Regions from separate parts of the Homo sapiens genome. Here all the other regions are linked to region 2. A link is an interaction called in ENCODE POLR2A ChIA-PET data of the cell type or tissue named here. Cell type or tissue: CD4-positive, alpha-beta T cell. All regions are shown on one strand. Each heading gives the region's core, and the rest is flanking DNA. Links, peaks and the distances in the headings are about the cores only. Region 1 overlaps TNFRSF8 (TNF receptor superfamily member 8). Region 2 overlaps TNFRSF1B (TNF receptor superfamily member 1B). Region 3 overlaps TNFRSF8 (TNF receptor superfamily member 8). Region 4 has its middle 16 kb from the start of MIR7846.

Region 1 (7,136 bases), core at 1,182-6,181, 84 kb after region 2:
GCAAACCCAGCACTTTGGGAGGCCGAGGCAGGCGGATCATGAGGTCAGGAGTTTGAGACCAGCCTGGCCAACACGGTGAAACCCCGTCTCTACTAAAAATACCAAAATTAGCCAGGCATGGTGGCAGGAGCCTGTAATCCCAGCTACTCAGGAGGCTGAGGCAGGAGAATCACTTGAACCCGTGAGGCGGAGGTTGCAGTGAACCCAGATGGCACCAGTGCACTCCAGCCTGGGTGACAGAGCGAGACTCTGTCTCAAAAAAAAAAAAAAAAAAAGAATTTTAGACCAGTGGTTCTCAACCAGGAGGTTTTCCCCAGGGGCCACATGGCAATGTCTAGAGACATTTTTGGTTGTCCCAAGTAGGGAAGGTTACTGGCATCTAGAGGGGCTGTACAACGTCCTATAGGATAGCGCTCCACAGCAAAGAACCATCCATTCCCAAATGTCAATGGTGCCAAGGGTGAAAAATCTTTTTACAAACATCTCAACAACCACGATAAAATCCCCGTCCTACGGCTCACCCAGCACGTGGCCTTAAACGAATTACTTCACCATCCTGTGCCTTAGGCTGCTAATCTGTGCAACGGGGATAACAGTAAGTACCTCACAGGCCACCGGAGGAGTGGATGAGATCACGTGTGTGCTTTGCAAATGCCTGTCACCGAGGACACACACGGGAAGGTCGATCCACTCGAGGGCTGGTTGGTGGGCCTCTCATCGCACCTGCACGGACCACAGATCCCTGATGTGCTCACTGCTCAAAGGAACCAAGAGCACCCTCTGCCCCAGGTCTGGGATGTGGGAGGCCAAGGGGCGCACACTCCCCTCCCGTCTGCCTTTGGCCTCTGCGGGCAGTCGGAATTAGTCTAAAAGCTTGGAGGGAGCTAGAACAGCTTCTGGGCCCGGCACAGAGCCTGCAAGGAGGAAGTGCTCCGTGAAGACCATGTGAATAGATGAATGAACGAACCAATAAACCAGTGCCAATAAACCAGTGCTCCTTCCCTCCTTCACCACCCACGGCTCAGGAGGGAAAGGGGCATCCGGCCAGCTCGGTCCATTCTCACCCGGTGCTCTGTGAGCTTGCCTGTCTTGGCTTCACTTTCTGTCCATCTTGAGCCTCGGAACCCAGACCCCAAGGTCCCACCAGAAGCTAGAGGGTCAAAAACGACCTGAGATAAGATGTCCACCATTGAGTCTCAGGGCTCAGTTCTTTGTAGACCTGGCTTCTTAGGGGAAGGTGTTTTCTTTCTTTCTTTCTTTTTTTCTTCTGTAACAAAACTGCTCTCACAGAGGTTTGAAGAAAAAAAATAAACTGACGGCAATGGAAATTCTAATACTAGAAAAATGTCAAGAAAGCAAACGCCGGTTTCAATGAGACACTCAGCCTGACAGGTCATGGAAACAGGCTTGAAACTATCAAAACACAAAAACCCCCCTTGCACAGGGACCACAGTGCTTGCTTGTGAAACTCGTCAAATTCAAAACATGCCTCAGTGGACTGTGTTTTTGTGCCCAAGTCAACAGTCAGCCTATGCAAGGGCCTCTGCAAGGGTCCTGGGGAGATCAGGGGACGGGCCAGGGCCTGGCCTTAGGCTGAGCACGTGGCTCTTGGGTAGGCATTGCGATGGTGGACAGAGCTGGCAGGGGGAAGGAAGAGGGGACAGGGCTGAGCCCTTTACAAACCAAAACCCCTAGGACCAGTGCCTGAGGCTGGCTGTGCCACTGCCAGGCTGTGTGGCCCTGGGCCAGCCGTCCACCTTGCTGAGCCCTGCCTCCTCCTTGCAGAACAAAGGTCATCACTGGGGGAGTACAGGAAGCCTGTATGGGAGCCCACCTTGCAAATCAGAAACGAAGGCTCAGACGATTCCCCCATCAGAGCCCAGCACAGAGCAGGCACCCAATCCATGCCATGCAGTGCTGAGGAAGACCCTGGCCTGCCTTGAAGGGGCTGCCCAGGAGAGAGAAGGTGCTTGGCACAAGATAGCTGGGAGCCCCCTGCCCCAGGTGAGAGCTAGAAGACACACGCTGTATAGACGACCCTGCCTGGACAGGTGAGGAGGGTTCCAGCTCCCAAGGGCTGCCTGGAAGAGCTGGCCCAGAGGCTGGGCAGGGATCAGAGTGCAGGGACCAGGGAGGGGGTCAGAAGCACCCAGGACTCAGGAAGGCCTGAAGCTTCCAGGAAGGAAAAAGCCCCAGGCACAGGCCAGCCTGTCAATAGGCAGCAGCCACCGATTGCAGGCAGGTACTCCACGATGCGCTTAACAGCCCGACCTCGACGAATCCACAGGCCAAGCCTCTGAAGTAGATTCTACCATCTGCATTTTCCGGATGAGGAAACTGAGACACAGGACAATTCAGTAACTCACCCAGGGTCACACAGCTTGTAAGTGGCAGAACCAGGGTCCCTCTTGCCCCATGTGCTCCTTTCCCCTCCTGCCCCTGGGCTGACTTGCCAGGTGGTAGAAGAGGGGGAGAGAGGGGAAAGAGAAAGAGAAGGAGGGAGAGGGAGAAAGGGAGGGTAGAATGTAGAGAGGAAGGCAAGGCTGGCAGGAATGCCCCCTGGGGGTACTGGAGGAAAAAGTGACAGACAAGATAGACTTTTAAACGTTCATGCCAGCATCCATCCAGGTGCTGCTCTGGGCAAGCCACACAGTCGTCACACCCAGTACAGTCTTCACCTCATTGCATTCTCCACACGCATGAGTTTTCACCCACATTGCATCCCTACAGATGTACAGAATGCGACAGGAGCCACAGACAGGGAGCTTCGAGGCTGGGGTAGAAGTTCAGTCTCTGGAGCCCACGCCCCGGGCCCAGAGCTGCCCTGTGTTCCTCTGGCTCGGGCAGCCCCTTTGGACGGCTGGACACTCACCCACAAGCTCTAGCTTGGGCTGGGAGGTCTGGACCGGGTAGCACAGGTGGAGCTCTGAAACGACACCAGGAGGAAGGCTGGGGGTGGCGGCCTCAGAGAGCAGGAGCAGGCAGGGAAAGAACCCAGGCCAGGCTGGCAGAGAGCAACCTGTCCTCCCCAAGGCCCCAAGGACACAGCCACTTACTCTGCCGAATTCGCTTCCTGCAGGCCCTCCGGTGGCACAGGAGGAAGGCGCTGGAGCCGACCACCACAACCAACACCAGGATCACCCAGAAGAGCACTGGCCCTGGAACACAGAGACGCCCCACACTCTTTGCCTTGCTGCAACCACACAAGACAGCCCCAGCCCCAGACGACTTCCTCCTTCTCCTGGGACACAGCTTCCATCATGGCTAACAACAACAGGTCCTTTCCAAGCCAAGGCTCTTATCTCATCCAGCCCTCCCTCGCCTGGCTCCAGGAAGCTGATCAACTATTGAAGGCTGAGAGAAGGGCAAACTGTGTCTAGAGAGTGAGAAATTGAGGCGTCTAGGAGCCAGAACAAAGGAATTGAGGTCCAATAGACCAAAATTTGGGGACTGTGGACGAGGGCCCGGTGTGACCGGCATCTGGCAGCACTGCTGGTGTGGCCGGAGTCAGGGTGGGGAGGGCCAAGCAGTGAGGGGAAGGAAGAGGTTGAACCCAGTCCCCTCCCGGCCAACCCTCTAGACCTGCTTGATGAGGGCAGGCATGGAGTCCCCACTGCACATAAACACACCCCACAAGCGTTCCCTGAATGAATGATCCCCAACCCTATGCCCTAGGCACCGTCACTACCTTCAGTTTAAAAATGAGGGGAGCTGAGGCTCACGAAAGTTCGTTAAGTTGCCCAAGGTCACCCTGAGAGTAAGTGGCAGAGCCCCAGCCCAGGCCAGGCCAGGCCGGGGGGACTGCAGGGCCACGCTCTTAACCCCTATCTAGATCTACTTCTTCACACCTCGGTACTAAACTCGCTTCGTTTTTCCCTTTTGTCACTTACAGAGATCATAGAGCTAGTGATTGCACTTTATTGAAGTCCATGTTTAGATGTTTAAAAAGTAGTATATGCCAGTTAAGTGCTTCTCAAACGTTAATGTGCACATGAGTGCCCTGGAGATCTTGTTAAAGTGCAGTTTCTGATTCTCTAGGTCTGGGATGGGGCCCATAATTTGCTTTCCTAACAAGTTCCCAGCCGGTGCCAATGCTGCCAGACGGGACCGCACTTTCAGAAACTCTGGCCGGAGCACTACTGCCACCTCGTGTCAGCCACTAGAACTGCAAGTCCTAAAATGAGTAACCTGGCATCTTTCCCTAAGAGCTAACTCTTGGGGGTTTTGTTTGTTTTGTTTTGTTTTGTTTTGTTTTGTTTTGTTTTGTTTTGTTTTGTTTGAGACTGATTCTCATTCTGCTGCTCAGGCTGGAGTGCAGCGGTGCAATCTCGGCTCACTGCAACCTTGCAACCTCCGCCTCCCGGGTTCAAGCGATTCTCCTGCCTCAGCCTCCTGAGTAGCTGGGATTACAGGCGCGCGCCACCACGCCTGGCTAATTTTTGTATTTTTAGTAGAGATGTGGTTTCATCGTGTTGGCCAGGCTGGTCTCAAACTCCTGACCTCGTGATCCACCCACCTTGGCCTCCCAAAGTGCTGGGATTACAGGCGTGAGCCACCGCGTCCAGCCTAAGAGCTAACTCTGACAGAGGCCGTCTACAATGCTACACTGCTTATAACCCTGCACGGTCTCTGCCATTACCATTGTATAGATGAGACAACTGAGGCTCAAAGGCTCGAACAACTAGTCAAAGTCATGAAATCAATCAACAAAGACCTATTTTCTGAGTAGCAATTATAAGCCACGAGGATGAAGCTGTGAAAAAAATTCCTGCCTACAAGAATTAAAGAATAGTCACTAGCAGCCAGGCGCAGTGGTTCACACCTATAATCCTAGCACTTTGGGAGGCTGAAGCAGGTGGATCACCTGAGGTCAGGAGTTTGAGACCAACCTGGACAACATGGCAAAACCCCGTCTCTACTAAAAATTAAAAAAAAATTTAGCCAGGCGTGGTGGCAAGCGCCTGTAAACCCAGCTACTCGGGAGGCTGAGACAGGAGAATCTCTTGAACCTGGGAGGTGGAGGTTGCAGTGAGCCAAGATGGGTGCCACTGCCCTCCAGCCTGAGCAACAGAGTGAGACTGTTTCAAAAAGAAAAGAATAGTCACTAGCAAGTGCCAGAGCCACAGCACCAACTCAAGAAGCCAGAAACCTGGGGTCAACCTTAATCCCCCTTCTCAGACCATACCCACAAAGGAGAAGCTCCCTCCTGGCTCCCCCAATCCACACTTCCCCAGGAGGAAGCCCCTGCTGGGAGTAGGGGTGAGTGGGCTGGGACCATTACCTGCATCCAGAACGGGCTTCCCCGTGGAGGAGAGAGCGACGGGAGCGCTGGTTGGGATGGGCAGCGTCTTACTGGCCTGGGAGTCCACCAGCAAGCTCTGAGTGGGGCTGGTGCTGCGGGGAGAAGCCCAAGGCAGGAGTGATGAAGATGGGAAGAGGGAAGTGGGTCTTCAGGAATAATTCCCTTTCTCTGGAGACTGCGCAACCAGAGCCTGGGCCCCTAGATCCTCTGCCCCGAGTCTCTGCCAGGCATTTTGAGGGCAGGGACTGGGTTTCAAGGCCTTCTGGCTTTCCAATGGTGTCAGCAAAGAGATGGGCACACATTTAACAAAAGAGCAGCCCAGGCCCCACCTCCACCCCCAGCCCAGCTGCCTCCCAGGCATCCCCTGGGCATGGCAGGGACAGCTCCCTCCTGCAGCAGCCAAACAGAGAGAAGGGGTGGGGGAGTCACCTGGCAGGCGCCTCGCCATTCTCTGGGGTGGGGTTGCAGTCCGGCTGGGTCCCCAGGGGTGGCGCCTCAAAGGTGGTGTCCTTCTCAGCCATATCTGCAGAGGGGACGTAACATCTGAGAACCAGCGCCAAGGAGGCTGGTGTCTCCAGGAAAGAGTTAACCAGCAGGGACTGGTGGCTTCCAGCGAGGCAACACCGTGGGAGCTAAGACAGTCAGATTTGTGTTTCAAAAGATCAAAGTGGAAAAGCTGGCCAGGCACATTGGCTCACACCTGTAATCACAGCATTTTGGGAGGCTGAGGCAGGAGGACCACTTGAGGTCAGGAGTTCGAGACCAGCCTGACCAACACGGTGAAACCCCATCTCTACTAAAAACACAAAAATTAGCCAGGTGTGATGGCACACACCTGTAATCCTAGCTACTCAGGAGGCTGAGGCAGGAGAATCGTTTGAACCCGGGAGGTGGAGGCTGCAGTGAGCTGAGATCATGCCACTGCACTCCAGCCTGGGCGACAGAGAAAGACTCAAAATAAATAAAACAAAGTGGAGAAGTTGCTACTTGTCTCTAACAGCTGTGGTCACCCAGGAAGGTGAAACAGTGACGCTAGACCTTTTGCTTTTAAGAGAAAACTGAAATCGCCTAATGTTTAAATACAGCCTCAATTTTTAAAGTTTTTTTCTTTTAAATCAACTTTATTAAGGAATTATTTATTTATTTATGTTTAATTTTTTGAGATTGAGTCTTCCTCTGCTGCCCAGACTGGAGTGCAGTGGCACGATCTCAGCTCATTGCAACTTCTGCCTCCCGGATTCAAGTGATTCTCCTGCCTCAGCCTCCTGAGTAGCTGGGATTACAGGTGCCTGCCAACATGCCCAGCTAATTTTTGTATTTTTAGTAGAAACAGGGTTTCACCATGTTGACCAGGCTGGTCTCGAACTCCTGACCTCAAGTGATCCGCCCACCTCAGCCTCCCAAAGTGCTGGGATCGTAGGCGTGAGCCACCATGCCCAGCCTAAGGCAACATTTATATACAAGAAAGTATCCCCTGGCAGGGTAGGGTGGCTCCCGCCTGTAATCCCAGCACTTTGGGAGGCTGAAGCAGGCAGATCACTTGAGCTCAGGAGTTCGAAACCAGCCTAAGCAACATAGCAAGACCCTGTCTCTATTTTTAATAAGTAAAAATAAAAAAAGAAAATGTCCCTAAGTGTGTACAGCCTGATGAGTTCTGACAAAGGTAACTAACTCCAATCAAAATACAGAACATTCTCATCCCTCCAGAAGGTTCCCTAGTGCCCCTCCTCACTCACTCTGCCCCCACCTCCAGATCCAGGCAACCACCGATCTGCTTTATGTCACTATAGAGGAGTGTATCTGTTCCAGAATTTCATGTCGACAGAATCATGCA
Region 2 (7,032 bases), core at 2,033-7,032:
CTATGAATCCTACTACTCCAGGTACCTCATGTACGGGAAACATACAGAATTTGTCCTTTTGTGACTGGCTTATTTCACTTAGTATAAGGGACAAGGGATCCTTGTCCTCAAGGCATCCGTGTTGCAGCACGTGTCAGAATTTCCTTCCTTTTTAAGGTTGAATATTCCATTGTACACCACTTTTTTTTTTTTTTTTTTTTTGAGATGAAGTCTCACTCTGTCACCCAGGCTGGAGTGCAGTGGCGCGACCTCGGCTCACTGCAACCTCCGCCTCCTGGGTTCAAGTGATTCTCCTGTCTCAGCCTCCTGAGTAGCTGGGACTACAGGCGTGTGTCACCACGCCAGGCTCATTTTTGTATTTTTAGTAGAGATGGGGTTTCACCATGTTGGCCAGGTTGGTCTCGAACTCCTGACCTCAGGTGATCCACCTGCCTCAGCCCTGCAAAGTGCTGGGATTACAGGTGTGAGCCACTGCACCCAGCCTGTAGATCACATTTTGTTTATCCATTCCACCTTTTGGACACCTAGGTTGTTTCCACCTTTTGGCTATTATGAACAGGGAGCACTGCTGTACAAATATCTGTTTGAGACTCTGTTTTCAGTTCTTTAGGGTACACACCCAGAAGCGGAGTTGCTGGATCAGATGGTAATTCTATGTTCCATGTTTTGAGTCGCTGTCACACTGTATCCCATAGCAGTTGGACCACTGTGCACTCTCCTCAGCGACGCACAAGGTTTTCCATCTCTCCACATTTTCACCAACACTTACTAATTTCTGGGTTTTTGATAGTAGTTGTCCTAATGGGTGTGAGGTTGTTTCACAAATGGGAGGAACCTCAGGGTGTCTATATGCAAACAGGAAAGATCCAGGAGCCAGAGAAATTGATGCTGAAGGAAAGAGACAGGAGACTCACTGAAGCAATGTCCTTGAGCCAGGAGAGATGCTAAGATCCCGTGCAGGGGAGGCGCTGTCCTCAGACCCAGTCACGGCAAAGGCCAGGGTTGTGGGCACAGATGCAGGGTGAGAGGGCAGATGTGGTGGGGCAAGCATGAAGCATTCTCTTGTGTTTTATTTTCTCGGTGAAATAGACAGCAAGGTAACCAACTGAAGGTAAGGGTGGGGTGAGGACAGAGGCTTGGGGATAAAGGAGAACACATGAAATAGTCCATCTAGAAGAGTGGGGTAAGGTGTGGTGGCTCATCCCTATAATCCCAGCACTTTGGGAAGCCAAGGTGGGAGGATCACTTGAGCCCAGGAGTTTCAGGCTGCATTGAGCTGTGATTGCGCTACTGCCCTCCAGCCTGGGTCACAGAGTGGTACTCAGTCTCAAACAAAAACCTCAATTAATCCTTTTATTTAAAAGATAAAATAGGCCAGGCGCAGTGGCTCACACCTGTAATCCCAACACTCTGGGAGGCTGAGGTGGGTGCATCACCTGTCAGGAGTTTAAGACCAGCCTGGCCAACATGGCGAAACCCCTTCTCTACCAAAAATACAAAAATTAGCTGGGCGTGGTGGTGTCACCTATAATCCCAGCTACTCGGGAGGCTGAGGCAGGAGAATCGCTTGAACCCGGGAGGCAGAGCTTGCAGTGAGCCGAGATCGCACCACTGCACTCCAGCCTGGGTGACAGAGCGAGACTCCATCTCAAAAAATAAATAAATAAATAAATAAAATTAAAAGATAAATAGAAAGAGTGGGAGACTGAGTGAATAGGAGCTGGTAGGCTGCATAACCAATGGTTGTCTTTGCCCCTGCAAAGACATTGATGTCTGAATTCCTGAAACCTGGCCAAGATGCTAAGACGAGGAGAGTGTCCTGGATTTTCTGGGTGGTCCGTTGTAATTACAGGTGTCCCTACACTTGGGAGGCAAAGGGAGATCTGACTTCTGAAGAGATTCCGTTGCTATCTCTGAAGATGGACGAAGGGGCCATAAGTCAAGGAATGCAGGTACCGCTGGAAGCTGAAGGCAAGGAATCAGATTCTCCCCTAAAGCCTCCAAGAACAAATTCCCCATTTGAGCCTAGCAGGCCTGGCAACACCTTGCTTTTATACTTCTGGCTCCCAGAGCTGTAGGAGAATGAAATTGTATTGTTTTAAGCCACTGAGTTTGTGTGGTTTGTTATAGCAACAACAGGAACTAATATATCGGGGAGGGGACCTGTTGTCACTGCTGGGCAGCACCAAGGACCCCCATAGAATTTATTCTTTTTTTCCATCCCCCAGGCTGGAGTGCAGTGGCAAGATCTCAGCTCACAACAACCTCCGCCTCCTGGGCTCAAGCAATCCTCCCACTTCAACCTCATGGGTAGCTGGGATTCCAGGTACGTGCCACCGCACCCAGCTAGTTTCTGTATTTTTCTGTGGAGATGAGGTTTCACCATGTTGCCCCAGGCTGGTCTTGAACTCCTGAGCTCAAGCAGTCTGCCCACCTCAGCCTCCCAAAGTGCTGGGATTACAGGCATAAGCCACTGTGCCCAGCCAAGTCTAATGATCATGAAATGAAAACGCGACCAGCCAGCATGGTGGAAGGCCATCATCCTGCCCCAGCCAGGTGCAGACGTGCAGGTGTGGCACAGGCAGAGAGCTGGGTTCAACCAGAGAGAGAACAACAAACCAGGAGAAAGTGCCGTGGGTGCGTACAAGGGAGAAAACGTAACCAACAGCTGCAGGTGCCACTGAGGGAGAAAGACAGGAGGAAGTAGGGGTGGGGGGAAGTGGGATGCTTGAAATTGAGATTAGCGTGCAGTTATCAGTAATGCCAGGCTCTAAGGCACTGGCATGGGCACACCCCGAAGGCCACATCCGCCTCCTGCCCATTCTTTCATGTCCTGTGCACAGCTGTTTTCACACTTCAACAGCACAGGTGAGTGGTTGTTGCAGAAACTGTAAGGCCTGCCAAGTGTAAAATATTGATTCTGGTCAGGCGCAATGGCTCACACCTGTAATCCCAGCAGTTCAGGAGGCCCAGGCCGGTGGATCACTTGAGCCCAGGAGTTCGAGACCAGCCTGGGCAACACAGGGAAACCCAAAAAATAAAAATAAAAAAATTTAAAATTTAGCTCGGCATAGTGGTCCATGCCTGTAGTCCTAGCTGCTCAAGAGGCTGCGACTGGAGGTCAGGGCTGCAGTGAGCCACGATCACATTTCAGCTTGGGTAACAGAGTGAGACCTTGTCTCAAAAAATTAAAATAAATTTGCTCCCTGGCTCTTTATGGAATAAGTGTGGGGAGCCTTGGTCAAGGGTTGAGTGACTGAGACAGGCTGGAGGACAGGACCATGGAGGAGAGGAGGGCGAGAAGCCAGGAGGCGGGGCGTTCCATCAATCACAGATCCTATAATCACCAAGAATGAAAATGGTCCCACTGAGGGAGTCACAGGAGCTGGAGTGACGATGGTGACCCAGGGGGTCAGTGGAACCAATACACAGGCCAAGGTCTCTCTCCCCTCCAAGGCTTTCTTCTAATTAATTGATTTTATTTATTTATTTTATTTGGAGACAGACTCTTACTCTGTCACCCAGGCTGGAGTGCAGTGGCCCGATCTCAGCTCACTGCAACCTCTGTTGCCTTGATTCAAGCAATTCTCGTGCCTCGGCCTCCTGACTAGCTGGGATTATAGGTGCATACCGTCATGCCCAGCTAATTTTTTGTATTTTTGGTAGAGATGGGGTTTCACCATGCTGGCCAGGCTAAGGCCTTTAAACTCAGAACTCCTTTTGCCTGACAGTTCCCTGCAATCCTTTGTTCTGGAAAACTGCTGCTCATCCCTCAGGAGGAGGTCAGAGGTCATCTCCAGAACCCTGTTCTAACCTCCTACCTGGGCCCAGGGATGTCCTCTGGGCCCCCAAAACCCTGTACTGGTCTGAGTATCCCAGGGGCAACCACTCTCCCCGAGTGGGGTCCCCAGGAGGGCAGAGCCTGGCTGCCTAGGCTGCTAGGGATCTGCAGAGACCCCATCCCGGTCCTGAGAGCAGGCCCAGGAGACCTGGAGGATGAAGGCATGAGACCAGGGCACACTTGGAACCCAGCCAGCTGTGTGGTCCCGAGCAGGAAGTTCTCTTATGGTTCACAGGCTTGAGGGGGCGGCTGTAACAGGGGTCCCTCTGTGGTCCAGTCACAACAGGGGCCAGCCAGACTCCAGGGACCGTGACGCCATCTCCCCTTACACAGGGGTGGCAGACAAGTAGGAGCATGGACAAACCCAAGCCCAGACCCCAGGCAGAGCCAGGGGTCGACGTGTAAAACAAACAGGTTTATTGATAAGCAGGAATGCCGTCCAGCATACAGTGCAAACTTTCATTGTCTTGGGATCAACACACACACACAAGGGAACCAAGGCCCCACAGAGTCTCCAAATTCATCGCTTCCCGGCTCTGCCCTGTGATGCCAAGGAAGCCTGAGGTTCTCCCAGGACTGTCCACCAGGGGGCAGGTGCGCTCCATCATGTCCTCATGTGGGTCCAATGTGGGCAGAAACCTGGCCAGTCCCAGCAGTCTGACTTTTTTTTTCTTTAAGAGACAGGGTCTCACTCTGTTGCTCAGGCTGGAGTGTAGTGGCGCGATCATAGCTCGCTGCAGCCTCAAACTCCTGGGCTCCAGTGATCCTCCCCTCAGCCTCCTGAGTACAGGTGCACGTCACTGCAGCCAGCCAGTCTGACATCTTGATTCCAGGGTGGAAAACCCTTCTTGTCTCCATGGTAATGGCTGGGCTCTCCCACCCTCCAATAGTTCAGCTGCCAAGCTCAAGTCCAGTGGAATTTATCAACAATTTATCACCCTGCCCCTGCTCTGCTAGACAATTTCATGCCTTCTCCTTTATCCCCATGCTCCTGAGACTGAGCCTTTCCAGGAGCCCCTCAACCTGCTTCCTCCCAGAATCCGGGCAAGGCTACACTGGTTTCCCCTCTGCAGGGCCCTGGCCCTGGGAGGGGGAAGGCTGACTCTAATGGGGAGGAATCCCAGCTTCAGTGGCTTCAAGGCAGGCCATTCAACTTACCGACCTTGGCTACACACACCCACGACACGCAACACAGACGCAGACACAAGACTGGCACTTGGGATCACACTGGCCATGTACCAAAGTGGCAGGGCAGCCCGTTTGGGGCCCAGGAATTGAAGGTGGGGAGTGGGGAAGAGGAACCCACCCCTCTGGGGGAGGAGGAGGGTCTAGGCTGAGGTAGGAGTAGAGAGATGGCTACGAGGACTCAGTCATCTCTAGTTCCTGAAATTCCCTGAAAGGAGATGGTGTGGCCTAGGACAGCAAGGAAGGAGGCGCGGGGCTGCAGGCACACCGGAGTGAAGGCGGAGGGTGCAAATGGCAGGTGGGGGGTTGGATGTGGCTGGCAGAGTTTGGCTTTGTCGTTGGCTTGTTGGCCTGAGTGGTACTTACTTTTTTAAAAAATTGGCAGATTTCTAGTTAGAAGTGCGTTATCTTGCCCAGGCCACAGCACTGAATATGGTGGCCTGCCTGGGCCCTCTGGGCATCTGACTTTCACACCATGGTACAAAAGGACAAGTTGGCATTTGGAGGCGGTGCTTTTTTTTTTCTTTTGAGACAGACTCTCGCTCTGTCGCCCAGGCTGGAGTGCAGTGGCGTGATCTCGGCTCCCTGCAACCTCCGCTTCCCGGGTTCAAACGATTTCCCAGCCTCAGGCTTCTGAGTAGCTGGGACTATAGGTGCCCGCCACCACGCCCGGCTAATTTCTGTATTTTTAGTAGAGATGGGGTTTTACCATGTTGGCCAGGCTGGTCTCGAACTCCTAACCTCAGGTGATCCACCCGCCTCAGCCTCCCAAAGTGCTGGGATCATAGGCGTGAGCCACTGCACCTGGCCTGAGGTGATGCTTTCCAAGCCTCCTGAGCTAACTTGAAGGACCCCGTTCCCTACAGGGCTGCCACCTCCTCCCTGCACAGAGCCCCAGGACCATCCCGCAGTCTCAGCCTCAGGCTGAAGCACTGTCCTGTCTTCATGGGTGACTCAGGCAGCATCCCTCCTCTCCAGAAAGCCCCTCTGCAGAAAAGGATGCTGGGGTTTTCTGGAAGCCAGAGCTGGGGCAGAGCCCAGGGGGAGAAACAAACAAACAAACAAACAAACAAACAAAAAACCCAAGGGCTCCAGAAGCCAGGCTGGCAGGTGCAGCTGGGCGGGGCAGGTCACAGAGAGTCAGGGACTTGCCCCAGCATGCCCCGAACGTCCATGCCCAGCCAGCCTTCCGAGAGGGACACGCCATGGCAGCAGAGGCTTTCCACAACTCGCTGCCTCTGCTCTTGGCCTGCAGGTCAGAGGGAGGCTGCGGCTGTGGAGGGCACTAGAGGAACTTGGCCCAGAAAGAGCCTCAGAGTCCTAGTGGTGGGGGCCTGGAAGGACCAGGGCCCCTTCGCAGGGTCATCCTGCCAGGGCTCAGCCCACCTTGGCTACGACACAGCCCACACCGGCCTGGTTAACTGGGCTTCATCCCAGCATCAGGCACTCCAAGGGGCAGGGGCTTCTCTTCGGTGCTCCCCAGCAGGGTCTCTGGCGTCTCCAGCTGTGACCGAAAGGCACATTCCTCCTTGGAGAAGGGGACCTGCTCGTCCTTCGGGGACTCCGAGGGGCTGGAATCTGTGTCTCCCATTGTGGAGCTGGCTTGGGAGGAGCACTGTGAGCTGTGGTCAGAGCTGCTACAGACGTTCACGATGCAGGTGACATTGACCTGGGTCCCATGGCCACCAGGGGAAGAATCTGCTAAGCACAAGATGGGGTGGGGGTCAGTCCGGGGGTCCAGGAGTGGGGCCCAGGGACCCCTGCCCAAGATGCAGATTCAGACACATGGGAAAGAGCACTGGGCCAGGAGCCGAGACCAAGATTCTAGCCCAGCTCTGCTGTGTGACCTTGAGCAAGTCACTTAACCTGCATGTGCCTCATTTTCCCCTCTGCCGAATAAGAATAGCATCACTACCTACCCAGCCCCAATCACCCCAGAGATGGGAGGAGCCAATTATATAAAACAGATGTCTACTTGGGAGGCCAAGTTTGTAGGATCGCTTGAG
Region 3 (7,136 bases), core at 1,272-6,271, 75 kb after region 2:
TGAGTAATTCAGAGGAGGCAGGGATGCCCGTGCTGACGCAATGATTCTCAAGGCACAGAGGGCGTATCTTTTAGATTGGTGCAAAAGTAATCACGTCTTTGCCATTATTATTATTATTATTTTTTACTTTTTAAATGGTTTTATTTTATGTACAAATAATGAACATATGTTATACCCATAAATTCTACTTTCCCAAAACAGGAGCTTTTTAAAACAAAACCACATAATAACTTTTAAAAGGCGCTGAGATTCCTCAGCTTCCAGATCACTGCTGAGCTAGAAAAATAAAGTTTGTTCTACCAGGAACCACAGCTTAGAACTGAGTATTCTTCACTCGCTAAGAGTCATCACCACTCCCTAATCTCAAGTACCCAGGGACACAAACACTGCGGAAGGCGGCAGGGCCCTCTGCCTAGGAAAACCAGAGACCTTTGTTCACATGTTTATCTGCTGACCTTCCCTCCACTATTGTCCTATGACCCTGCCAAATCCCCCTCTCTGAGAAACACCCAAGAATGATCAATAAATACTAAAAAAATTAAAAAAAAAAAAAAAAAAAAAAAAAGAACTGAGTATTTTTCAAAGTGGAAATTCTAGAGTGTGGTGTCACTCCAGACAAAGATTATTCTGTTCTCAACCCCAACATCCACAACTACCTATCAGAAGGGTTAAACCAGGTTTGCCATTACTTTTAATGGCAAATGGCACCAACCTTAATACATACTCTTGAATACTCTTTCATAATAATATGAAGGCTAAAAGACTGCCTTTTTTTTTTTTTTTTTTCAGATGGAGTCTCACTCTGTTACCCGGGCTGGGAGAGCAGTGGTGCAATCTCGGCTCCCTGCAACCTCTGTCCCCCAGGCTCAAGCGATTCTCCTGCCTCAGCCTCCTGAGTAGCTGGGACTACAGGCGTGTGCCACTACACCTGGATACTTTTTGTAGTTTTAGTAGAGACGGGGTTTCACTATGTTGGCAAGGCTGGTCTCGAACTCCTGACCTCAGGTGATCCGCCTGCCTCAGCCTCCCAAAATGCTGGGATTTTAAGTGTGAGCCATCATATCCGGCCAAAAGACTGCATTTTAAAACAAGTTACTATTAATGCATTGGCCTATGCAGCAAAAACATATTTGATTACCTTACAAATTGTTGAATACCTCTTTCATGAAATTTCTCAGTATTGTAACAGCCACTTGTCACATCCAAGCATATTCGAATGTGATCCCCCATAATTTGAAACTGAACTAGCATTATGGTTGTGTATATTATATTGAAAAATGAAAGGATAGAAACCCTTCTTAATGTATGAATGCTTGAATTAAAAGAAAGTAATGGAAGAACTGACAGATGGGGAAAAAAAAAAAAAGGAATGGACCATAGCCACCTGCTCTGTCATCCAGCTTGGAGGATGAGATTCATGGAAGAGTAAAGAAAAGGGGAAAATGAACACAGTCTTCCTCCTGACCAGACCTGGTACCCAAAAGTGGCCCAAACCAAATCCACTGTGTGCAGGCCCTTCTGGAAATTCCCGGCAGGCTGAGCCAGGAGCTGGAGGCTGCTATGAGGGTGGGGCTCTCCATCCTTAGCCAAGGCCTGGCTGAGGCCCCAGGCGAGGCCTCTGTGCACAGAGGTCCCTGTGGTGGGTCAGACTCAGCCTGAACTTGCAGGACGGGCCTGCACCCTGGGCACTGTGGGAGGGGAATGGCCAGTCCGTCCCCTCCCTCTCCCTTCCCCCAGCAGCTCTCAAAACTTCAGATCTGTTAGGGAAGGAGTCAGATTTAGGGGCACGAAGCTGAGGTGGGGGCAAGGGAGGGGTACTTACCGTTGAGCTCCTCCTGGGTCTGGAATCTGCAAAAAGCAAGAGCAGCAACTTCACCAAGGAGTCTGGCAGCCCCCGGCCCCACCCGCCCCAACTATTGGCAAATGGTCCTCCTGGATCACAGGTGGTGCTGAACTCAGCCCAGGGGTCAGGTCCTCAGTCTGGAGAGCCCTCGATGGGTTTCAGAGTCAGTGCCCACCCCAGCTCAAGGCAAGGAGGCTCACTTCTCCAGTGGCAGATGGAGGACAGGGGACCACCTCTATCCCCTGGCCACTCTCATTCCTTTTTTTTTTTTTTTTTTGAGATGGAGTCTCACTCTGTCACCCAGGCTAGAGTGCAGTGGCATGATCTCGGCTCAATGTAACCTCCGCCTCCTGGGTTCAAGTGATTCTCATGCCTCAGCCTCCCGAATAGCTGGGATTATAGGCTCGTGCCACCAACCCCAGCTAATTTTTTTGTATTTTCAGTAGAGACGGGGTTTCACCACGTTGGCCAGGCCGGTCTCAAACTCCTGACCTCCTGACCTGCCCGCCTTGGCCTTGCAAAGTGCTGGGATTACAGGCGTGAGCCACCACACCTGGCTGCCACTCTCATTCCTAATGACTAAACCAATGAACACACTGAACCACTCTCCCAACCCCCACCCCCGCGCACATGCAAGGATTGGTTCACGAGAAGCACAGGCCCAACCAGAGCCCAGGAGGCTTCCACTGGGTCAGAGGCTCGTCTGTGGCTGCTGCGCCCACCTTACTGTCTCCAGGGTGTGGAGAGCCCCGAATTCTCTGGAATACCAGGCAAAACCCACATGGAGGACCTCAAGGCAGGTCATGGAGACAGGATGATGGATCCTGCAGATGCCACCTGGACCCTGCCTGGGACACGCCCGAAGCCAGTCTGCTGTGGAGCCCTTCTGACTCCAGCTGGACTTCGATTTTCTCTTTCTTGTGCCTGAAAGCACCCAGGTGGCAGCCTTCGAGGAGGACAACTGCTCTCGGGCCATCTCATTTCCTTCAATCCCATCCTTTTGTAGGCTCAGGAGGTGCTGATACAATGATTCTCAACGCACAACCTCTATCTTCTCATCTCAAACCTCTACCCTCCACTCCCATTGTTCTCCCATATTAAACAGGGGCCAGGTCACGCCCAAGCACATATTGACATTTAACATTTAACCTTGGCTCACTGGCCATCTGAGAAAGGTGAGAGGGCATCCGGGCATCTAACTCATCCTGGAGCAAGTCAGTTCCCAGAGCAGACCATCCTCCAGGGATGCCCAGCTTTTAACCACTCCTGAGAACGCTACCTACGGAGATCTGGAATATGCTGTTGTCAGGCACACATCCCTGGCTAGACAAATCTGCCACCAAGATGCCCGTATGTCAGCCACGCCGCCTCCTGCACACATCTCTGACTTCAGCAGCTCTGGAGAGCCACCAGCCCTGAGTCCTCACAGATATGCTCACCAGTGCTCAGTCAACAAGTAGGATAAAGTATACGCAAGACTGACCATTTGAACACGCTGTGTGGACACTAGGTGAGTTTGGGAAACACTCTTAGGGGTAATTTTTTCTTTTTTTGAGACAGAGTCTCACTCTGTCACCCAGGCTGGAGTGCAGTGGCACGATCTTGGCTCACTGCAACCTCTGCCTCACAGGTTTAAGCAATTCTCACAAGTAGCTGGGATTACCGACATGTGCCACCACGCCCGGCTAATTTTTGTATTTTTAGTAGAAACAAGGTTTCACCATGTTGGCCAGGTTGGTCTCCAACTCCTGACCTCAGGTGATCTGCCCGCCTCGGCCTCTCGAAGTGCTGGGATTACAGGCATGAGCCACCTTGCCCGGCCAGGGGTAATTTTTTTTTTTTTTTTTTTTTTTTGAGATGGAGTCTAACTCTGTCGCCAGGGTGAAGTGCAGCAGCGCGATCTCGGCTCACTGCAACCTCCGCCTCCTGGGTTCAAGCGATTCTCCTGCCTCAGCCTCCCGAGTAGCTGGGATTACAGGCACGCACCACCATGCTCAGCTAATTTTTGTATTTTTAGTAGAGACGGGGTTTCACCATGTTGGCCAGGCTGGTCTCGATCTCTTGACCTCGTGATCCACCCGCCTCGGCCTCCCAAAGTGCTGGGATTACAGGCGTGAGCCACGGCACCCGGCCGAGGCACATTCTTTTCAATGACGTCAGTGAAACTAAATCATGGTCCCTCCAGAGTGATTTTGAGTTTTACAAGCAGCCAACTGTTCTTTGGTACCAAGTCACTGGGGGTGGCCAACAGAATAAAAAAAAAAAAGTGTGACAAAGTAACAAAACAAAATAAATAAAAATGACACAACTCGGCCTTGAAGGGGAAGTGGGTGAACGGGATCGCAGAGCTGCCCATACCCTGCAGGCTGGTTCCATTTTTCTAAAGAGCCATCTGGCAACAAAAACCTCACACTCTTTACCCAGTCATCCCTCTTGAGGGAACACACCCTCAGGAAATAACCCGAAAGAAAACAAAAAGGCCGAGCACAGCAGCGGGTTTATAATAACCCTCAAATTGAAAACCAGCCAAATGTCAAAAACAATGAGGCCGCTTAGCCACCCTGGAGCAGGGGCCTCCTTGGCGGTGAAACTCAGCACAATATTACTTCCCTTCTCCGAGCCTCTGTCCTCCCAGCTGGAAAATGGGATGAATCACATCAACTTTGGGGCTTGTTGAGAAGATTAAAAGAGATATCAAAAGTGAAGGTGCCCAGTGGTAAATCAGGTTGATTTTTTTTTTTTTTTTTTTTTTTTTGAGATGGAGTCTCGCTCTGTCACCGAGGCTGGAGTGTAGTGGCACGTTCTCAGCTCAATGCAACCTCTGCCTCTGGGGTTTAAGCGATCCTCCTGCCTCAGCCTCCCAAGTAGCTGGGACTACAGGTGCGTGTCATGACACCCGGCTAATTTTTGTATTTTCGGTAGAGACAGGGTTTCACCATGTTGGCCAGGCTGGTCTCAAACTCCTGACCTCAGGTGATCTGCCAGGCTTGGCCTCCCAAAGTGCTGGGATTACAGGCATGAGCTACTGCGCCCAGCCAAGATTTGATGTGATGAGCATGACGTTTCACCTCTGTGGTCTTCTTCCCCCAATGCATAACTCCAGTCTAATCATGGGGAAGACATCAGACAGATCCCAGGAGACAGGCGTCCCGCAAAACACCTGATCAATACTCAAAAACTGCCAAGGCCATCAGGGAAACTGGTCTTGAGAAACAAGATCTGAGAAACGGCCACAGGCCAGAGTAGCCTAAGGCGACATGATGACTGAATGTGACGTGGCTCCTGGATGGGATCCTGGAACCTTAGGCAATGCAAGGGAACCCTGAACACAGTGTGGGCTTTCGTTTGTAATCCTGTGTCAATAATGGTTCACATATTTTGACAAATGAACGATGCTGGCTTAAGATGCTAATCACAGAGGAAACTGGGTGTGGGGCATGTGGGAACTCCTGTGCTGTCTTCTCCAATTTTCTGTACATCTAAAACTATTTTTAAAAATGAGACTGGGCGTGGTGGCTCATGCCTGTAATCCCAGTATTTTGGGAGGCTGAGGTGGGCAAATCACGATGCCAGGAGTTCCAGACCAGCCTGGCCAACCTGGTGAAACCCCATCTCTACTAAAAATACAAAAATTAGCTGGGCATGGTGGCGCGCGCCTATAATCCCAGCTACTCGGGAGGCTGAGGCAGGAGAATTGCTGGAACCCGGGAAGCAGAGGTTGCAGTGAGCTGAGATTGCGCCATTGCACTCCAACCTGGGCAACAGAGCGAGACTCTGCCTCAAAAAAAAAATGAGGACTAGCTGGGCACAGTGGCTCTCGCCTATAATCCAAGCACTTTGGGAGGCCGAGGTGGGCAGATCACTTGAGCTCAGGAGTTAGAGACCAGCCTGCACAACAAAGGGAGACCTGGTCTCTACAAAAAATAGAAAAGTTAGCTGGGCGTGGTGGTGTGTATCTGTAGTCCCAGCTACTGGGGAGGCTGAGGGATCACTTGAACCCAGGAGGTCAAGGCTGCAGTGAGCCATGATTGTACCATGGCACTCCAGAGTGACACCCTGTCTCCAAAACAAAAAACAAAAAACAAAAAACTTAAAAATGAAGGCCACTTAGAATGTTTTTTTGTTTGTTTGTTTGTTTGTTTTGAGACGGAGGCTCGCTCTGTTGCTCAGCCTGGAGTGCAGTGGTGCAATCTCAGCTCACTGCAACCTCCACCTCCCAGGTTCAAGAAATTCTCCTGCCTCAGCCTCCCGAGTAGCTGGGATTACAGGTGTGTGCCACCATGCCTGGCTAATTTTTTTATTTTTAGTAGAGATGGGGTTTTGTCTTGTTGGCCAGGCTGGTCTTGAACTCTCGACCTCAGGTGATCCACCCACCTTGGCCTCCCAAAGTGCTGGGATTACAGGTGTGAGCCACTACACCTGGCCTACTTAGAATTTTTAAAAATTAAACTATTTTAAAAAGAAGGTGTCCAGGATGCTGTTGAGCACACAGCAGGTTCAGGAAAAGCCCAGGATGGTAAGTAACATGGCTCTGCACTCCGTCACACTGAATGGAAAGTCAGAGTTCAATACCGACTCTCCCAAACAAGTGTAAAATCACAGAGGTAAAAAGGCGGAATCTGGAAGGCTCTGACATTGACAAGAGCCGTGTTACAACCCATGAGGATTTTGATAAAGACCCAGAACAAATCTTGCCAAGTACAGAGGTCAGATTTCATAACTGCTCTTCCCCTAAAAATGTTGATTCTATCTGCTAGTCTTATTTGTTGGTTTCCTTGCCTTTTGGAATAACCACTGTCTTCTTGTAAGCCTGTCTGGTACCCCCAGGGACACAAGTCCAGGACCATGCTGGGCAGCAGCAGGCCCCCTTGCACAAGTGCACGGTGTCACAGGCTGCTCTGAAGCCCACGCTCACGGAGCACGTGCGTTCTCACATGCGATGTAAAGCTCTCGGTCCCTTCCATCCCTGTTATTCTCCACTTTTAGTCCCCTCCCCTCTCTGGCCTGTGATTCCCCAGTGCTGTGGGAAGCAGAACAGGCCCAAGGGGGGAATTTGGCACAGAGGTTCAGCTAGGCTTTGGCAACAGGTACCCCGAGATGCAAACCCCGGGCTCCTTGGAGAGGCAGCTGATTCCAGGGCCGGGGCAGGAGCACACAAGTTAAGCTGGGAACATCTCAGAATAAGGGACGTGCTCAAAGCACAGGATGAGGATACACCAAAGCACACAAGAGCCAGCTTAAAGGGGCTCTCCCTGACCTCATCTGGGACCATTTGAGCACCAAAATAAAAAAT
Region 4 (7,136 bases), core at 755-5,754, 58 kb after region 2:
TGGGATTGTGTGCAATTTTTTTTTTTTTTAAGGAATACTGATTGTTTTACTTTTGTTGTTGTTGTTACAAGGTCTTGGTCTGGCTGCATCACCCAGGCTGGAGTGCAGTGGCGTGATCTCAGCTTGCTGCAAACTCCGCCTGCTGGGTTCAAGTGATTCTCGTGCCTCAGCCTCCCAAGTAGCTGGGACCACAGGCGCGCACCACCATGCCCAACTAATTTTTGTATTTTTAGTAGAGATGGGGTTTCACCATGTTGGCCAGGCTGGTCTTGAACTCCTGACCTTAAATGATCTGCCCATCTGGGCCTCCCAAAGTGTTAGGATTACTAGCATGAGCCACTGTGCCTCGCCAAGATTGTGTGTAATTTTTATTATATTTATCATATTCCTTATACTTCGTTTCTTCTTTTATTCATCTTTTCCATTTATAAAGTTTGTTTATTTTTATCTTTAAAGTACCAGCAAACTGGGTGCTTGTGCTGAGGGCCACGGATTCTCTGTGTGACCTCAGGCACATCTCTCGCCTTCTCAGGCCTCAGTTTCCCCATCTATACTCTCAGAGGGAGGGGCTGCATGAGGCTGTGAGCCCTGGGAGTCACATACCACTCGTGCACATCATCCTTGCCCCGTGCACTCGGTTTCCTCCAGGCCATGCTGCCCCCTGGGACCTACCAGCCCAGCCAGCCCACAGAGGCATAAACCAGCACATTTTTTTCTCATTAGTGAGATTTCAGCTCAGAGCAAGGGCAGTCAGGGTAGAGGCTTAGAGCAAGGACAGAGAAGGGAGTGACACAGTGAGATGGGCAGTTTCCTGCTAGACTGGACGAGACACAGCTCTGGGCCCATTTCCTTGACGCACTACCCAGCCCTCCCTAGGAAGGCAGCACGTGATACCGGCCCTCTGCTCATCAGTAAGGAGCATGAAATGCTCACCACGTCACTGACCTCATTTCCCCCGCAACATTTCCCCTCCCCAATTCAAAAGAGGAAGAAATAAGTAGTTTTTCCCTGGTGCAATTTCCCAGTCTTCACTTATTCAGACTTTTACGAGTATGTGTGCCTACTGCTGCCCCAGTGAGAGCTGGGCAGGGCTGGGCGTGGATGAGTCACAGTGGGCACACTCCCCGCAGGAGCTTGGGCAGGGTGGGCAGGCGACTTAGAAAAGGGACCAAGGCACCTTGGCTGGAGTGTCCTAGGGGCTTCTTGAAGTAGCTGGCAGTGATTCGGCCACCTCTCATTTGTCCTTCAGGTGAAGTTGGTCTTGAGGCTCTCACTCCCAAGAAACTGGACCTCCTTCCAACCCAGGCTTGTCCTGCCTGCCCCGCAGACTTACTGAGCACCTACTGTATGCCAGACGGAGCAGCTGCTGCCCCTCTGCCACCAGATCGAGATCCTGCTCCTAGACATGTGCCCCAAGGAGGAACCCAGGAACCTTTAGCTCCTAGGAATGAGTGGTAAATTTTCAAACACCAAGAAGCCTAGCAAAAAAAAGGGCTGCTTTAGACAGTTGGGGTATATCAAAAGGAGAAATAGCATCAACTTTGCCATCACCTAGACCTGGGTTCAAGTCTCTGTTCAGGCCATTGACTGGTACGCAACCATGACCTTGGACAAATCACTTTACCTCCCTGAGCCTCCATTTCTTCATCTGTAGAATGGGGATAAATAGCCTCTGCTTTACAGGGGTGCTGTAAGGATCTGAGATGGAGACTCTACAGTGCCTGGCATCTAGTAAGTGCTTAATGAGTGCAGACCCAAAACGTGATGGAGGTCATGTATTCTGCCTTTCCAGAATGGAGCCCAGGTCCCCTAGGGTACAGGAGAGGGTTTCCCTGAGAAGTTCCCAAAGTGCCCAGCCTTGCTTTTCCCCTTCACCCTGGAAGGAAACCCCCTTGGGCTCCAGTTCCCCTGCAGTCCTCCACCCGTCCTGAGGCTGTTGCAACCTCCCACCAAGTAGCCGGCTCAGCCCTGCCAGCCTACCTCCCCAGCTCCTGTAGAACAATTTCCGCCCATGAAATTCTCTCCATCACCTTGCCCCCTTTCTTCTGTAGAAACCTAGAGATGCAAATGCAAGGATGGGGCGATGTCTACCACAGACTCATGATCATAACTACTCACTTCCCCCTGCACACCCTGAATCGCTACATTCTCCCAGACCTTTGTACAGCAGGTGCTACATCCCCAAGCCCTGGCTACACACCTCACCACACTGAGGGCCTACACACCACTTTCTTTTTTTCTTTACAGCAATTACCACCAGCCAATGTTATCCCAAATACTCTTTCTTGTCACTCTGCAGAGGGCAGGGCTGTGTGTCCCCAGCACCCCAGCACGGAGTTTGAGCTTGACAAATATTTATTGAACAAATTAATGGATGAAATTAATCCTTACAACATCTCTTTGGGGTAGGTGCTCTTATTAAACCCATTCTACAGAGGGGAAAGCAGAGACCTGCCTCCATCTGGGCTAGGTGCCATCCACTAGGGTCATGAACCCCAAGCTGCTCTCCATCAAAGCAAATATCATGCTCTAGGCCATGACCAGACTCTAGGTTGGTCTCCCAGTTGGACTGTGACTCCCTGAGAGCAGTACTGTATATCCCCGCCACTGCCCCACTTCACTGTGTTCCCCAGCGCCAAGCACAGTGCCCAACACATAGTAGGTGTTACATACAGATCTGTTGCTTGAGTGACTAAATGAGTGGCTGTATGAATGAATGAATGCATTTCTTCAGAGATATTTTTTGCAAGACTTCTAGAACTTGGCCTCCAGTCCCCCTTCACAGTCAGTGCTGTGGGAGCTTGGAGGTCCTGGGCCTGGGTGTCCTGGAAGGGTTTTTGGAGGAGGAGGAGAAAGATGAGGTTGGAAATTCAGGGGTTGGAGCGCTGAGCAGAGATTTCATGATGAGGATATGCCCTCTGTATTTGGTGACTGAGCGGAAACAGTCGGGTCTCAGGAGAGGTTTAGATATGGGAGCTGTGGAGGTAGCAGCAAAGCTGGATTGGCAGACATTGGCATGTAGGCACTAGGGAGTCATAGAAGGTTCTGTGAGGGAGAGGCCTGGCCACAGCTGGGCTTTGGAAAGGAAAGGTGGGATAAAAACCAAGAGCAAATTCCATTCCCTGTGCATTCACTGAGCCCCATGGATGCCTGCACAGTGTTCTACAGGGTCTGGGACTCAGGGCTGGGGCCTCAGCACAGTGGTGACCTCGGCCTGAGCCACAATGGAGCAGCATGGCCAAGTGTGTGAGGACGCAGACTCCAGCCAGGTGGCCTGGGTTCAAAGCCTAGCTGCGCCACTTAGCAGCTGTGTGACCCTGGGGAACTGGCTTAGCCACTCTGCGTGTTGGTTTCCTCATCTGTAACATAGGGGTAATGTAATAACTACTTCCTAGTGCACTGTGAGGTTTAAGTGAGAGCACACGAAAGCCTCAAGTACAGCTCTTATCATCTTTCTTACTAACCTGTGACTCCATGCATGGCAGGAATAAAGCCTCTTCAACTCTATTGTCAAAGCCCAACCCAGATGGGCACAAAGAGCTTCTCAGGGAACTTTCGATGCATGAACTTGGCCCAGAGGACCCAGGGTCACCCAGCGAGTGCCCCGGTATTCACCAGGAGGTCTTCTGCACAGGGTGAGGAACCCTCCCTCAGTACGTGCAGAAGCTGTATTTCCTGAGTGAAGTGTAATTGCAGTGAAAAACAACATCCCTCCTGACAGCCTGTACTTGCATAATCTACCCACAACTCTATGTGACTTCCTGACATGGTTCTGTGCAACCCAAGTTGGGGGCCCCATCCTGCCCTGGAAGGTCCCAGACCCTGCCCTCTTCCTCAGGAGAGGCCTGGCAAGACCTCTCAGAGCCTTGATTTCCCTATCTAAAAACTAGATAGGGCCTAGTTTGTATGGGTACCAAGCTCAGATGTTCTCTAATCAGACAGATGTGAGCTTGCTTTCCAGTCCTGCCACATTCTGACTGTATGGGTCCCTGAATGCACAGGTCAGCTGCTCAGTCCAGAGCTCACACTCTGGAGACAGACCAGCTTGGATCCAAATTCCAGCCAGAGGAACTTGGGATTCCACCAGGTTATGTAGCTTCCTTGAGCCAACTCCAAGGACAATAATGGCAAAATTACCGAGAGGCTAAAATGAGACAGTATGTGAAGTGCTCCTGCTGACACATAAGATCTCGAGATTCTTTGACACTCCTCCTAATGAGGGGTGGGATCTGTGTCCCCTCCCCTTGAGTCTGGGCTCTGTGACTACCTGGAATGCAGCAAAGGGGATGCAGTGCCAGTTTCCGGGGTCAAATTTTATGACGCTGGCAGTTTCTACTTCCTGCCCCCGGAGTTGTTGGCTCCAGGAACCCAGCAGCCATGCTGTGAGGAAGCCCAAGAAGCTCCACAGAGAGAAACTGACAGCCAGTACCAATTTGCCAGCCCTCTTGGAGGTGGATTCTCCAGCTCATCTCATCACCCCCGCTGGTACTATGTGAGCCGAGATGCACCTCCCCTGCTAAGTCCAGGCCACATTGCAGATTTGTGAGCAAAATTAATGACCATTGTTTTAAGCTATTAAGTTTTGAGGTGATTTGTTATGTAGCAAGAGATGACTGGAACAGTTACATCAGTTACTGGTCATTTAACACTTCTTAAAAATGGGGACATGTGTGCTCATCTATAAGGTCCCTCTGAGGTCACATGACAATGGAGGTAAAATGCTTTGGCATTAAGTGAATTCTGAATTAACGATTTCCCTGCCCCCATGCAAGATCAGCTACATAATTTGTAGAACTCCATGAAAAATGAAAACACAGGGCCCCTTGCCAAAAATTATTCATCACTTTCAAGATGGCGACAGCAGAGCATTAAACCAAGCCCAGGGCCCTTCTGAACCTGGGGCCCTCTGACTGCACGGATCAGTAGCTTGTGAAGCTGCAGAAGCCCAGCTGATGGGATATTTTTGTCTACTCTGTTTACTCTTGCAAAGCTGCCTTGTAAGTAAGAACCCAACCCTCTCACCACAGTTACTTTTAACATCAATTTTTTCTTTAAAGGAAGAATGAAAATCAGCATGTCATCTTTACTGCTCCCTTGGACTAGACAGTGACTTTCCCCTACCCCAGCCCCAACTGACAGCTACAGTTAGAGCTATCTCCATCACACAGCACCAAGCTGGGACCCTGGGAAAACTGCTTTGCCTCTATGGGGCTCAGTTTTCCCATCTGTAAAATGGGAGGCTTGTTCTTGATCGTCTTCCTTCAGGGAGCCTCAGGTGGGGCAGTGAGCAGGATATGAGGTGTTACTGGGGATGGAAAGGGCAATTCCACTCTCAGGCAGTTCTCCCCCAGAGATTCCCTGGACTCAACCCAGCCCCGAGTCTCCCTGGACCTCAGAATCACACGCCTGTAATCCAGTACTTTGGGAAGCCAAGGTAGGAAGATTGCTTGAGCCCAGGAATTCAAGACCAGCCTGGGCAACATAGAGAGACCTGTCTCTACAAAGAAAGAAAAAAAAAAATTAGCCAGTCATGGTGGCACGTGCCTGTGATCCCAGCTACTCGGGAGGCTGAAGCAGGAGGATCACGTGAGCCCAGGAAGTTGAGGCTACAGTGAGCTGTATTTGTGCCACTGCATTCCAGCCTGGGTGACAGAGGAAGACCCTGTCTCAAAAAAAAAAAAAAAAAAGAAAGAAAGAAAGAAAGAAAAAAAAAATCACACACACCTTTGAGGAAAGCTGTGTCAAGGAAGGAGGCCCTGGCTGGGTTAGCTCTGTGTCCTTCCTGTCCGGTCAGAGCAGTCAGAAAGCCACACCCAGCCTGGAGTTTGACCTTGGGCAGGTTACCCTGCCTCTTGCAACTGTCCCTGCCTTCCCATAAAGGGAGGAATAAAATCAGCCTCTATTCTATCTCTCAGTTGTGGTGACTTGAAGATGAAAGGAAACTTATCTAGAAGGCATAGTGCCAGGGGATGACCACGATATGAACACAACCCCTGACCACAGAGGCAGCCAGGCCACCTGGGCATGGGGAGGGATTTAGAATCACAAAGTTGGGGGTTGAACTCCAGCTCTGGGACTTCCCAGCTGTGTGGCAGTGGGCCAGTTGCTTCGCTCCCCCCCACTCCCCGAGCCTCAGTTTGTAAAAGGGAGTGCTGCCACCCAGCCTATCTACTGTCCAGGGTTCTATTAGGAAGCCCAGATGTACAAAGAATGCGGCCTAGGCGAACTCTCAGCTCTTAAGATGCTGCTCTTGATGGCTGTCATTTACTGAACATGGCATACGTGCCCAGACTGGACTTCCACAGTCCCTCTCAGCCTTATAGTTCCTTTTCTTTTTTTTTTTGAAGACAGAGTCTCGTTCTGTCACCCAGGCTGGAGTGCAGTGGCACGATCTCGGCTCACTGCAACCTCCGCCTCCCAGGTTCAAGCAATTCTCCCACCTTAGCCTCCCAAGTAGCTGGGATCACAGGCATATGCCACCATGCCTGGCTACTTTTTGTATTTTTAGTCGAGACGGGGTTTTGCCATGTTGCCCGGGCTGGTCTCGAACTCCTGACCTCAAGTGACCCACTCACCTCGGCCTCCCAAAGTGCTGGGATTGCAGGCGTGAGCCACCGCATCTGGCCCCATTAGGTCCATTTTGCAGACCAGAAAACCCACATTGAACGCACATAAGGGCTTTGCTTGGGACCAAGCAGCTGGGAGCTTGTCGAGCCGGAAGCCACAGCTCCATGCCACCGTCATGAAATGGCCACTGCCTCCATGAGGGCTAAAGGGTAAAAAGCACAGGCCACCGCTGACCCTGTGATACTGAAATGATCCCTCTGCCTCATGACCGGGAAAACAATCACCACACCAAAACACAAACAAAGGCCTCCAGGCTTCCCAGGGTTTTTCAGTTTGGTTTTTACTCTCTGGAAGATACCCAGAGAAAGGGGGAAGCTAGACCGGCAGACTCCTAACCCTACCCATAGCTACAATCATCACCAGGAATGCTGTCTTAGTTCTTTCTGAGAAAACCCATCTAACTGCTTCCTGGCTGCCAGCAGCTGCTGCCTGTTTCCCCAACTTCCCTCCAAAATAGGTTAAAACAACCTTTGCCGCCCCTGGTTTGGCCTTTCTCACTGATTGCTGAA

The links. ChIA-PET counts read pairs that join two places held together with the same protein. Peaks named below come from ENCODE experiments on the same cell type or tissue, not always from the same donor. Only the 100,000 strongest peaks of a DNase experiment are listed, where the experiment ranks them.
Region 1: POLR2A ChIA-PET joins it to region 2 with 54 read pairs; 17 of 35 experiments call an interaction of 5 or more read pairs at or near these places.
Region 3: POLR2A ChIA-PET joins it to region 2 with 11 read pairs; 21 of 35 experiments call an interaction of 5 or more read pairs at or near these places.
Region 4: POLR2A ChIA-PET joins it to region 2 with 28 read pairs; 13 of 35 experiments call an interaction of 5 or more read pairs at or near these places.

Annotation. Positions count from the first base shown.
Region 1 is chr1:12,121,973-12,129,108 of GRCh38, reverse strand. It overlaps TNFRSF8 (TNF receptor superfamily member 8), which reads right to left. Exons shown (of 15, transcript NM_001243.5): 9 at 5,732-5,825; 10 at 5,282-5,394; 11 at 3,057-3,158; 12 at 2,873-2,926. Among named protein-coding and RNA genes, the nearest start is that of MIR7846, 41 kb to the left of the region's middle. In CD4-positive, alpha-beta T cell, for the core only: a CTCF peak has its summit at 4,134 (motif pointing left); DNase peaks (open chromatin) are centred at 3,180 and 4,128.
Region 2 is chr1:12,206,432-12,213,463 of GRCh38, reverse strand. TNFRSF1B (TNF receptor superfamily member 1B) reads right to left here. Exons shown (of 10, transcript NM_001066.3): 10 at 4,244-6,724. The coding sequence ends at 6,444. Among named protein-coding and RNA genes, the nearest start is that of MIR4632, 18 kb to the right of the region's middle. RefSeq lists a silencer at 2,906-2,985 and an enhancer at 5,974-6,474. In CD4-positive, alpha-beta T cell, for the core only: CTCF peaks have their summits at 4,222 and 4,425 (motif pointing right); DNase peaks (open chromatin) are centred at 2,723, 4,033 and 4,433; H3K27ac peaks cover 1,767 bases.
Region 3 is chr1:12,130,300-12,137,435 of GRCh38, reverse strand. It overlaps TNFRSF8 (TNF receptor superfamily member 8), which reads right to left. Exons shown (of 15, transcript NM_001243.5): 13 at 1,823-1,848. Among named protein-coding and RNA genes, the nearest start is that of MIR7846, 33 kb to the left of the region's middle. In CD4-positive, alpha-beta T cell, for the core only: no CTCF peak of the experiment used is centred there; DNase peaks (open chromatin) are centred at 4,275 and 5,134; H3K4me3 peaks cover 416 bases; H3K27ac peaks cover 2,288 bases.
Region 4 is chr1:12,147,209-12,154,344 of GRCh38, reverse strand. No RefSeq gene overlaps it. Among named protein-coding and RNA genes, the nearest start is that of MIR7846, 16 kb to the left of the region's middle. RefSeq lists an enhancer at 5,794-5,923. In CD4-positive, alpha-beta T cell, for the core only: no CTCF peak of the experiment used is centred there; DNase peaks (open chromatin) are centred at 934, 1,984, 3,374 and 3,674; H3K4me3 peaks cover 1,181 bases; H3K27ac peaks cover 4,914 bases.